Linked DNA regions of Homo sapiens: all the other regions are linked to region 1. The links are chromatin contacts, found by Hi-C or POLR2A ChIA-PET in ENCODE. All regions are on one chromosome and are shown on one strand. The core of a region is the stretch at or near the end of the contact, and the rest is flanking DNA. Distances in the headings are between cores, read along the strand shown.

Region 1 (3,454 bases), core at 85-2,584:
ATCCCAGCACTTTGGGAAGCCGAGACGGGCGGATCACGAGGTCAGGAGATCGAGACCATCCTGGCTTACACGGTGAAACCCCGTCTCCACTAAAAAAAATACAAAAAATTAGCCGGCCTGGTGGCAGGCGCCTGTAGTCCCAGCTACTCGGAAGGCTGAGGCAGGAGAATGGCGTGAACCCGGGAGGCGGAGCTTGCAGTGAGCCGAGATCGCGCCAGTGCACTCCAGCCTGGGCGACAGAGACAGCCTCCGTCCCAAAAAAGAAAGAAACCCACTGCTGTTTAAAGGTAGGTGTGTGTGTGCGTGTGTGTATGTTTCAATGTATCGATAGCTACATCTGCTGAAATAGCCTACAGGCAGGAAAATCCCAGTAGCAAGTTGCTCACCTAGCACTCAGAGCTTTGTTGCTAAGTACCACTCCCCACTGATATTTTTCGTTTGAAAAACTTCTGATACAATAACTGGTCAGGGAAAGTATAGGTAAATCTGGACCAGCCAGGCACAGTGGCTCATGCCTGTAATCCCAGAACTTTGGGAGTCCGAAATAGGTGGATCACTTGAGGCCAAGAGTTCAAGAACAGCCTGGCCAACATGGTGAAATCCCGTCTCTACTAAAAATAAAAAAAATTAGCTGGACGTGGTGCCAGATGCCTGTAGTCCCAGCTACTCAGGAGGCTGAGGCAGGAGAATCCCTTAAACCCAGGAGGCAGAGGTTGCAGTGAGTCAAGATCATGCCACTGCACTCCAGCCTGGGCAACAAGAGTGAGACCCTGTCTCAAAAAAAAAAAAAAAAAAAACACTTTTAGGCCAGGCACGGTGGCTCACGCCTGTAATTCCAACACTTTGAAAGGCCAAAGTGGTTGGATCACTTAAGGCCAGGAGTTCGAGACCAGCCTGGCCAACATGTGAAACCCTGTCTCTACTAAAAATACAAAAATTAGCTGGGCATGGTGGTGCACGCCTGTAATCCCAGCTACTTGGGAGGTTGAGGCAGAAGAATCGCTTGAACCCGGGAGGCAGAGGTTGCAGTGAGCAGAGATCGCGCCACTGCACACCAGCCTGGGCGACAGAGCGAGACTCCGTCTCAAAAAAAAAAAAAAAAAAAAGAAACAAAACAAAAGAATGAAAGAAAAGTCCGAAACCTCCTGCGCCACTGTCCACTAGCTGCGCGCGTTAGGAAACCAGAGGTCAGCGCCCCCGACCCCGCCACCGCCGCGGGTCCCTTTAAGGGAGAGTGGGCGGGGTCCTGCCTTTAACTCCGCCCACGGCTAAGGAGATGCACGGCCTACGAGAGGGGTAGTGTGGGACTGAGCCAATGCGTACGGCGTGACGCCATCCCGCTGCGACCGGCGCTCCCCGGGGCAGGTGGCTGCATAGTCTTGGCGGAGGTGAGTCTCGTGGTGGAGGTGAGGGCAGGCTCCGGGGTATTGCTGCCGGGGGAGGATTTGCTGGGGACCCAAGGCACCCTCGCGTGAGAGCCCTGAGAGCGAATCGCTTCGTCTGACCTCGGGGTTGTCTGGGGCGAGGGCACGAATCACCCCAACCTTTCCGAAGCCTGGTGGAATGGCTTGTGAACTGATCTCAAAAGCAGCCCAAGTCATCCGTCGCTGGGCCGGGGAGGGGGACACCGCGGCGGCCCCGCCGAGTGCTACCTGGGCACTGAGCCTGTGGGGAGAGGCGACCCAGCGGGGTGGAGAGAGATAAGGGACCAGTAACGTCCAGCGTTTGTCCGTGGTATTGAGCGTTCTGTGGGTCAAATTCTCAAAGCACTCCTGCGAAATAGGCCTGCCCATTTTGCAGAAGGGGAACGTGAGGCTTGGCGAAGTTAAAGTTACCGCTTTGTAAGCGCTGTAAAGATGAGAGGTTGGGTAGTGGGGAACGTGTAAGCATCTCTGAAATGGTGATTCAAGCCGGGCGCGGTGGCTCACGCCTCTTAATCCCAGCACTTTGGGAGGCTTGAGGCGGGCGGATCACCTGAGGTCAGGAGTTCGAGACCAGTCTGGCCAACATGGTGAAACTCTGTCTTTACTAAAAATACAAAAATTAGCTCGGCGTGGTGGTGCGGGCCTGTAGTCCCGGCTACTCGGGAGGCTGAGGGAGAAGAATCGCTTGAACCCGGGAGGCGGAGGTTGCAGTGAGCCGAGATCGCGCCACTTCACTCCAGACTGGGCGAAAGAACTAAACTTCATCTAAAGAAAAATACATATGGCCGGGCGCGGTGGCTCACGCCTGTAATCCTAGCACTCTGGGAGGCCGAGGCGGGCGGATCACGAGGTCAGGAGATCAAGACCATCCTGGCTAACACGGTGAAACTCCATCTCTACTAAAAATACAAAAAAATTAGCCGGGCGTTGTGGCGGGCGCCTGTAGTCCCAGCTGCTCGGGAGGCTGAGGCAGGAGAATGGCGTGAACCCAGGAGGCGGCGTTTGCAGTGAGCCAAGATCGCACCACCGCACTCCAGCCTGGGCGACAGAGAGAGACTACATCTAAAAAAAAACAAAACAAAACTGTTTCTGGGTGGAGGGGGGAACGAAAAAGAAAAAAACTGTTTCTGGACTAACCTGGACAGTTCTTGTGACAAAATTCATGTGGCATCATAACCACCAGAATATGAGACTTTGGAATTTGCTTTTCAGGTGACCAAAGCCACGTAATGTCCGTAGTTCGCTCATCCGTCCATGCCAGATGGATTGTGGGGAAGGTGATTGGGACAAAAATGCAAAAGACTGCTAAAGTGAGAGTGACCAGGCTTGTTCTGGATCCCTATTTATTAAAGGTGAGAAACATTCTTGTTTCCGGGTGGCTTTGGTAAATCACCACCATGTCCTGGGTCCTAAGCAAAAAAACATTTATCTCTCAGTAAAGATGTCTTGTCTCTCATCTGCTTTGAGCCAGGCATTTTGCTGGTCTGTAGGTATAACACGGTTTACACATTCCAAGAAAACAGTTAATGTCAATCCACTCTAACTGCTGTAGTCATTCTGTATGCAAAGTACTGGCCGGATGAGGTGGCTCACACCTGTAATCCCAGCACTTTGGGAGGCCGATGCGGTTGGATCACCTGAGATCAGGAGTTCGAGACCAGTCTGGCCAACGTGGTGAAACCCCGTCTCTACTAAAAATACAAAAATTAGCTGGGCATAGTGGTGCGCACCTGTAATCCTAGCTACTCTGGAGGCTGAGGCAGGAGAATCTCTTGAAGCCGGGAGGCGGAGGTTGCAATGAGCCACAATTGTACCATTGCACTCCATCCTGGACAAGAGCAAAACTCTGCCTACCATGCACAATTCACAATAGGGTTTGTGCTCCTATAGGAATCTAATGCCGCTGCTGATCTGACAGGAGGTGGAGCGCAGGCGGTAATACTCATGCTGGCTCAACGCCACTCACCTCCTGCTGTGCGGCCCTGTTCCTAACAGGCCACTGAATGGTATCAGTCTGCTGCCCTGGGGGT
Region 2 (3,638 bases), core at 616-3,115, 640 kb before region 1:
AACCAGTCCTAGCAAACTGGAACCAGGGAGAGCTCCCTCTGGGCAAGGCCTTGGGATTACAGGCTCAGCACTTTCTGATTGGAGTCCAGGAGCAAGCAGTTGCTGATGAGCTTGCCTGGAGGGGATTGGTCCAGAGGCTGGGAGGACAGGGCAGCGTGGAATTCAGCAGGAGGTAGCTGCAAGGAGTGGAGAAGGCAGAAGCTGGGAAATGAGACTGGGCCTGAGATATACTATCGTTGAAGTCTCCAGTGAAAGTGTGGAAGAGGCCTTCACACACACTATTGAAAGGCCACCACACACCCATCCTCTTCTGTTTGAATTTCCCTTCTATGTACTTTTCTTCATTTTTTCTTTAAACTCTTATTTTCTTGAGAGCAATTTCCCTGTACTGTTTTCCCTGATGTTCCCTGGGCCTTAGACTACCTTTTGAGAAAGACATGCACTTAGACTTTATTGCTCAACACTCATGCCCATTGCATCATTGTCTAACCTGCATTTCCCTCTCATCCAAAGGGGCAATGTGGACAAAACGAAGTAAAAAGATCAAATGCCTTGCAGAATTTCAGTGTCAGTGTTGCTCATTCTACCAATCTTTTGATCTTAAAACTGGGTTCAAAAGGAAATAAGCTACTTTGGAGCCAGGTACAGTGGCTCACTCCTGTAATTCCAGCACTGTGGAAGATTGAGGCAGGCAGAGACTTGAGCCCAGGAGTTCGAGACCAGTGTGGGCAACATGGCAAAACCCCGTCTCTATAAAAAATACAAAAATTAGCTGACTGTGGAGGTGCATACAGGCAGTCCCAGGTAGTTGGGAGGCTGAGGCAGGAGAATCACTTGAGCATGGGAGACTGAGGCTTCAGTGATTCATGATTGCACCACTGCACTCCAGCCTGGGTGACAGAGCAAGACCCTGTGTCCGAAAACAAAAAAACAAAGAAAGAAACAAAAAGCTGGTTTGCATAGTTTTTCATCAAATCCAATGCCAAATTCTAGCCACTTCTTGCTTTTCTAAGCACAGACAGGCAATTCATTGCTAAACTATTTTACAAATCTCCCAACTATATTATATAAAATCTATCTCCTCTCTTATCAAGGGAAACACTTGCTCATCTTTGAGCAACTCACATACTCCAAATACCTCTGGTGTTGAAAGCCGTCTGGTCATTAGTATGTTCAGCTGCTCAGTGTCTGAAATTCCTTTGGGTCAGACCTCTAGAGCAACCAGATAATCTCTCAGTGGCGGTCACAGGCTAGCAAGCCTTGGCCGTATCCAGACCATGCCTATCATGGTCTGGCAACCCTGCCAAAGTAACAAAGCAACTTTTACTTTTATATCTTTCCAAAGTAACAAGACAACTTTGAATTTATTGCCAACATTGAACATTGAGGACCTCATATAAAATCAGGATTCCCAGCTGCTCTTGAAAATTTGGAAGTTGTGACCCTGCTGGGCCCACATTCCCTAGAGTGTTGGGTCTCCTGGGCTCAGCAGCTGCTGCCCCTGAGGGAGGCATGCATCTCTCCTGTGTAAGTTTCCACCTGGCTCTCTGGCTTGGTCATATTGGCTTCCTGGCCTCTTTTTGCATGTAGTTTGTGATCCCTGATTGTAGGTTTCATCATTTATCCTGGGCTGTTTCCTCCTGGGAGTTATAACCTTCCTAATCTGAAGCTGAAACTCCCCCAAATGCAAGCTAAACGTGAGTTGACAGTAATGGCTAATGCCTAAATAGCACCTACTGTGTACCAGGCCTGAAACACTAACTCATTTCATCTTCACAACAAGCCTATGCTGTGGGTGCTGGTTACTGCAACAGGCCTGAACCACCAGCTCATTTCCTCCTCACAAGCCCATGCGGTGGGCACTCGTTACCACACTAGGCCTCAACAACCAGCTCATTTCGTTACCACACCAGGCCTGAGCCACCAGCTCATTTCCTCCTCACAAGCCCATGCGGTGGGCGCTCGTTACCACACTAGGCCTCAATAACCAGCTCATTTCATTACTACACTAGGCCTCAACCACCAGCTCATTTCATTACCACACCAGGCCTGAGCCGCCAGCTCATTTCATCCTCACAAGCACATGCAGTGGGCGCTCATTAGCCCCGTTTTACAGGTGAGGACACATGCTCAGAGACTTTAGCCCACTTGTCTGGAGCTGACTGCCTCCACACCTTCTGTGTGATTCACACTGACACAACTGGACATTTCCTACCACGAACATGATATTCACTCTGGTTTTCTGCCTTGACCTCTACATTTTTGGCCCCTGCACATTTGGGCCTCAACCTTCCAGACACGGTTCCTCCAGCTCGGTTAGAGTCCCGTGCTCCTCCTCCCATGCCTTTGGTGCCCACACTAAGTCGGGGCTCAGAAGTCACTCCATCTGTGACTTGGCTGCTCTGCTTTGTGAGCTCAAGAAACCAGGAAGCCTGTTAAACACGCCATCAGGAATGCTGAAGAATTAAGATTGTCCAATAAAAGTCAGTGTCAAAGGAATGGAAAATGAAGTGTGGATGGGAACCGTTATTTCTCAGGAGTCAGGGAGTATCTAAATTTGCTGTCTGAAGTCAGAGCCATAGAAAATCCCCAGCTGCACTCTGGTAGTAGTGGTTTTAGCACCTTTACTTGTCATTACAAATAAATTTGAAACTGAAGGAAAGTGAAGAAACACCTCTCAGAAGAGCATGATGCCTTCGACCTGGTTTGCTAGGACAGGAACTGGACACAGATTCTGAAAATCTCATTCATTCAAGCTGAATAAAATGTAGACGCAAGGACATTTACATAGTCAGCCATTCCTCAAGGATTTACTGAGTGCCTACTGTGTACCAGAAGTGGTATTCGTTAGGTACCACATGTTTCATTCATTTGCTCATAGTCCTTTGAGGCCCTTCTAGGTGGAAGCCCCACAATAGGCTCTGGGGATACAGCCCCTGCCACTGCAGAGCTGATGTTTTCACATAAGATTCAGACTTCCAACAACCAATTACACTACTGGTTAATCACAATTATAGTGCTGCAACTAGGCGTTCCCAGTCAGTCTGGGAAATGCAGAAAGGCCTCCCTGGTGAGAAGGTCTCTGCACTAAAATCTGCAGGAGCTGCAGGAGCAGAGTGAAGGGAGGTAAGGGAAAGTGAGAGCCTGCCAGGCAAAAGGAAGAGGAAGCGCCAAGGACCTATGGAGGGTGGGAGCCAGGGAACCGAAGGAGGCAGTTACCAGCACTCCTGAAGCACAGGCAGCTAGAGAAGAGAGCCACAGGCTGGACAGTGACCTTGGCAGGGGACACACCATGCAAGGCTAGTGAGCCACGTTCAGAATTTTGAGATTTATCTTGAAAGCCCTGGGAAATCATTAGCATTTTAAGCAGAATGGTAATATGGTCAAATTAGCATTTATAAAGGCCCTGTGAAGGAAGGTCAGAGGTGCAGCAAGAATGGACGCAGTGAGTTGGTTACTGGGTGAATTCGCCAGGCAGGCAAGAAGGGGTGTTGCAGAGCCAGGTTTCTCCACAGCCACATCAGTGACATTTGGCATCTCATTGATCTTTGCTGTGAGGGCTGTATTGTGCACGGCAGCATGCTTTGCATCCCTGGCTCTGCCTGCTGGATGCCAATAGCTCCCTCCCCGAGTCATGA
Region 3 (3,574 bases), core at 1,032-3,531, 880 kb before region 1:
AACAAAATTTATTTTACAAAAATACTCAGTACATTTAGGGCATATACAAAGATGTTCCAGAATGTAGCTTATCTCTTTAAAGACAATTAACACAGTTTCTGGGCAAGGCAAGGCAAAATATTCAGTAACTTAGCAACACCAACAGAAGACAGCCAATATTGCAGCACATTTTTCTCTTGGATTGGGTCAGAGAGTACTGCAGAGAAAATGGAGTAGAGAGACCTGAAATACTTTCGCACACACTGTGGTCAGTGCAGCGTCCACTGTGTGCCACAGTAATACTAGAAACTCCCTGGTTAGGCCTTGGAATCCAGCTCTCATTTCGTATGTGACCTGCAGGGAAGTAAGTTAAATGCACACGTTTTATCAAGTTCAAATGCAAACTTAATTTTAAATGTATGCAACATCAGTTTAAGCGTTGTAGCTATTACTAGCAATTGTACCTATTACTAGTCTGTACTCTGCACAACTTTGGAGTATACTGCCTACTCAAGGTGGATTTTAGAGCTCTATTTGTGGCATTATATCACGGACAAAAGCACGTTCATCAGAGTCAGAGGAATGTGGTGCAAATCCCAGCTGTCCCACTTACCAGCTGTGGGACTTGAGTAAGCTCCTGAAGCAGCTGCACCTGCATTTTCTGGTGGGCACCATGGAGCTGTCAGCAGTGCTTTCCTCAGAGGGCTGCGGGCTGGATGAGGTTTGCTGGTGCATGTGAAGTGTCAATCATTGCTCTCATGAGTGGTGATGCTGATGCCGTTCCCTTTTTTAGGGAAGTGATTTTCCCTTACAAAGTTACCAACAGTTTCATGTTGGCCCATTTTTCTATTAATTGTTTCCACTAATAGGACCAACAGTGGTAGTCCCATCATTTTATTACTGCTTGTCGTAGCACAAGCAGTTGCTTCATTGTGTTTAGATAAATATTGACGGCTGCTTTTAACAGTCTGCTGTTTTGTCTCCTTTTGAGGTCCTTAAAGTAATCCTTAAAAAGATAGTGCAGATGGAAAGATGTCTGGAGTCAGTGAACCTGCCTTCTTTCCTGTGTGCTTGTCAGTTTCTAAAATGCCATACACAAAGGACTTTCATGATTTCTTTTTAGGTACATGATTACAGTTCAATTCACTTCACTGTCTGGAAAATTTCCTTATAATCAGGATGAAATTTCTCATGTTAGCCTTTCACATTTCACTACTTTTAGATAAGGAATTCTCAGGCTTTGCTATATCTGACTGCTCTTGGAGGCTGAGCTTTTGGCTAACTACCTGACTACTTTGTCGTTTCTCTTCCCTTGGAATGAAGCAAATATCTAACTTCTCACTCATTGTTTCTGCTATTTTACCATTTAGTCATCTGTGATTTTTCTAAATACTGAAAGACTTCCCTCAATTCAAACTATGTGCCGGATCAAGGAAAGGGCAGTTGGATATTGCAGACAGCATAGTGCAATTGTGAAGAGTGTCTGCTTACCAGCCACGCTGCCTTGCACAAGTTATCAAGCCTCTCAACCCACTTCCTCAATCTGTAAAATAGGTATGAGTGTAGGACCTTCCCAGGGGATTTTTTTGTGACTATAGAATGATTCTCAGAAGACTTTCAGGCAGTATGTGGGTGAGGCACATGCTGGAAAGGCTTCTGCAGGTGCAGTGATCAATGCTTTTCTCAGTGTGTACATCCCATAATACAGACACGTTACCAGAAACTCCCTAGCCAGGACTTTGATTGCAGCTCACATTTTGTATATGGCCCATAGGGAAATGAAGTGTGTATTTTTTATAAAGTTCAAGTGTTAACTTAATTTGGAATTTACTATCAAATCTCAGTTGTTATGGGCATTTATAGCTATTAATACTTCGTCCCATGTGTCCCATGAGGAAACCAAGGAACAGAAATTAAAGTTCTTTCTGGAGTCCCCTGAATCTCGTTCCTGTTCTTTTGCACCCTGTTAATTACATAGAGACATTCACAGCTCTTCTGACCTTATCAGCGTTAAGGAAAACAGAAAACCAGCGTGCTATTTGTTCTGTCCCTTAGTCAAGCCTTCTCAACATATATTTTTCTTCCAAGATTTTGCATGTGCACAGGGATGCCTATCCTCTACAAGAAACACATTTTAGGCAAATTATAATTAAAATGCTGTTTACATCTCTTCACCTTTAGAATTTAAAGAATGATCATTTCTTAGATTGCATCTCAGACACACCCTTCCCCTAGTCTGGAGAGGGCGAGGCCCATGGGTACTGCAAACAGCCTGACGTTGTCAGGGGCGGTCTCAACGGCTCATTCACCACATCTGCCTCGCGAAGGCTAAGCCATGTGCTGTTACCCCTGCTGCGCTCTGGCTCATTCTAAGGTACACGCTATTAACCTTGTGAGAAAACAAAGAGGCCAGCCCCACCCTTCCTGCTCACTCTGAGTCACGGTGAAAATGTTTCAGGATCTCGGGTTCGACCATGAGTCCTGTCCAGGTCCAGGAGGAAATTCGGAAGGACCACATGTTCACTCTGAGATCCCACTTTCATTTCCCTCCTGGTTGAGCAGCATTAATACTCTGGCTAGATTTAAATTCTGGCTTTCTCCAGTTAGAACTGAAAGTTATGACAATGTAATCAAAATAGAATGTGGGTTTACAGCTGGCCCCCTGGCCTGGTTTGTGAACATAAAACAGAAACAGAAAGTGTAAGTGGTGACATCATATTCTCTCATTCAATGTGAAAGGCCACCGAAGTCTTTCCAGAATTATTTTTGAGAATAATATGAATTTTTAAAAAATACCTAATTATTTTAAATATCGTCTTGCTTGCTCCCCAAATACCTACTGTTTTCAACTTGGATATACGACATGATTAAAGAATATCTAATATTTGGGAATGCATACTTTAACCTTATAAACTACCACTGTAAATAGACAGACTCATTAAAGTGAAAGGACATTTTAAATCAATTAGTAAGCAAATCAATTAGGTGGCAAAGACAAGATTATTTTTCCTTATGGTAGTTGAAGAATAATGCTTAACCTGTCATTCTAATTACCAAGCACGGTGTTCTCTTTGGAAGATCATTTCAACAAAACATTATTTTCATCCAGAATTTGAACCTTGAGATTGCATGGTATTTTAGAAATCTATTTTAGAAATCTTTGGCAAAGGTTACTATTAAAACAATCACATTCATGGAAAATCAGTATAAGAGCAACTAAAATAACTCACAATACCAGTAAAATCACTTTGTCATCTTCTTAAGACTTTTAAAGAGCATTTGTAAGTAACTGAATAGAAGGCCAAAGGGTGTGTAGGTAGCCCAGACCATCAGTGGGCAGCCAGGGCCAGGGCAGGGGCCACGGTTGCAGCCTGCATTCTTCTAAAGGGCAGAGCAAATTAAAGTTGAAGCAGGAGCTAAAAAAAAAAAAAAAAATGTTTCAAAGAATTCCACCAACCAGAGGATACTACCTAGGACAGTTTGGGCCTAACTTATCTGTGAAGGCCTCCAGCTTCCTCCACACCGGTGGCCACTTTTCATTCACTCTGAACCCTTCTTTGTATGGAGGTCATTTTATTAATTGAGCTGTGACCAA

What was found. Hi-C counts contacts between places; a loop is a spot of excess contacts on that map. ChIA-PET counts read pairs that join two places held with the same protein, here RNA polymerase II (POLR2A). Pooled maps may share reads with other maps.
Region 2: a pooled map shows a loop between it and region 1 (5-fold over the local background). The contact joins the enhancer-like site here to the promoter of MRPS17 in region 1. A Hi-C loop is called at or near these places in 1 of 168 maps with a recorded cell type or tissue (GM12878), 4 of 37 single-sample maps with no recorded cell type and 3 of 50 pooled maps. POLR2A ChIA-PET finds 5 or more read pairs at or near these places in 1 of 52 experiments (activated CD8-positive, alpha-beta memory T cell).
Region 3: a loop to region 1 is called in a pooled map, with 7 times the contacts of the local background. The contact joins the enhancer-like site here to the promoter of MRPS17 in region 1. A Hi-C loop is called at or near these places in 1 of 37 single-sample maps with no recorded cell type and 5 of 50 pooled maps. POLR2A ChIA-PET finds 5 or more read pairs at or near these places in 1 of 52 experiments (Caco-2).

Annotation. Positions count from the first base shown.
Region 1 is chr7:55,950,543-55,953,996 of GRCh38, forward strand. It overlaps MRPS17 (mitochondrial ribosomal protein S17), which reads left to right and starts at 1,335. Exons shown (of 3, transcript NM_015969.3): 1 at 1,335-1,388; 2 at 2,637-2,776. The coding sequence starts at 2,654. RefSeq lists an enhancer at 1,388-1,447.
Region 2 is chr7:55,307,251-55,310,888 of GRCh38, forward strand. No RefSeq gene overlaps it. Among named protein-coding and RNA genes, the nearest start is that of ELDR, 53 kb to the left of the region's middle. RefSeq lists a silencer at 3,547-3,638. Within about 2 kb of position 1,866, at least 4 of the 41 ENCODE cell types and tissues checked have a DNase peak (open chromatin) inside an H3K27ac peak, as active enhancers do; they include GM12878, where a contact is called at or near this core.
Region 3 is chr7:55,071,795-55,075,368 of GRCh38, forward strand. All of the region lies in intron 1 of EGFR (epidermal growth factor receptor), which reads left to right. Among named protein-coding and RNA genes, the nearest start is that of EGFR, 55 kb to the left of the region's middle. RefSeq lists enhancers at 1,883-3,082, 2,595-2,764. Within about 2 kb of position 2,282, at least 33 of the 41 ENCODE cell types and tissues checked have a DNase peak (open chromatin) inside an H3K27ac peak, as active enhancers do.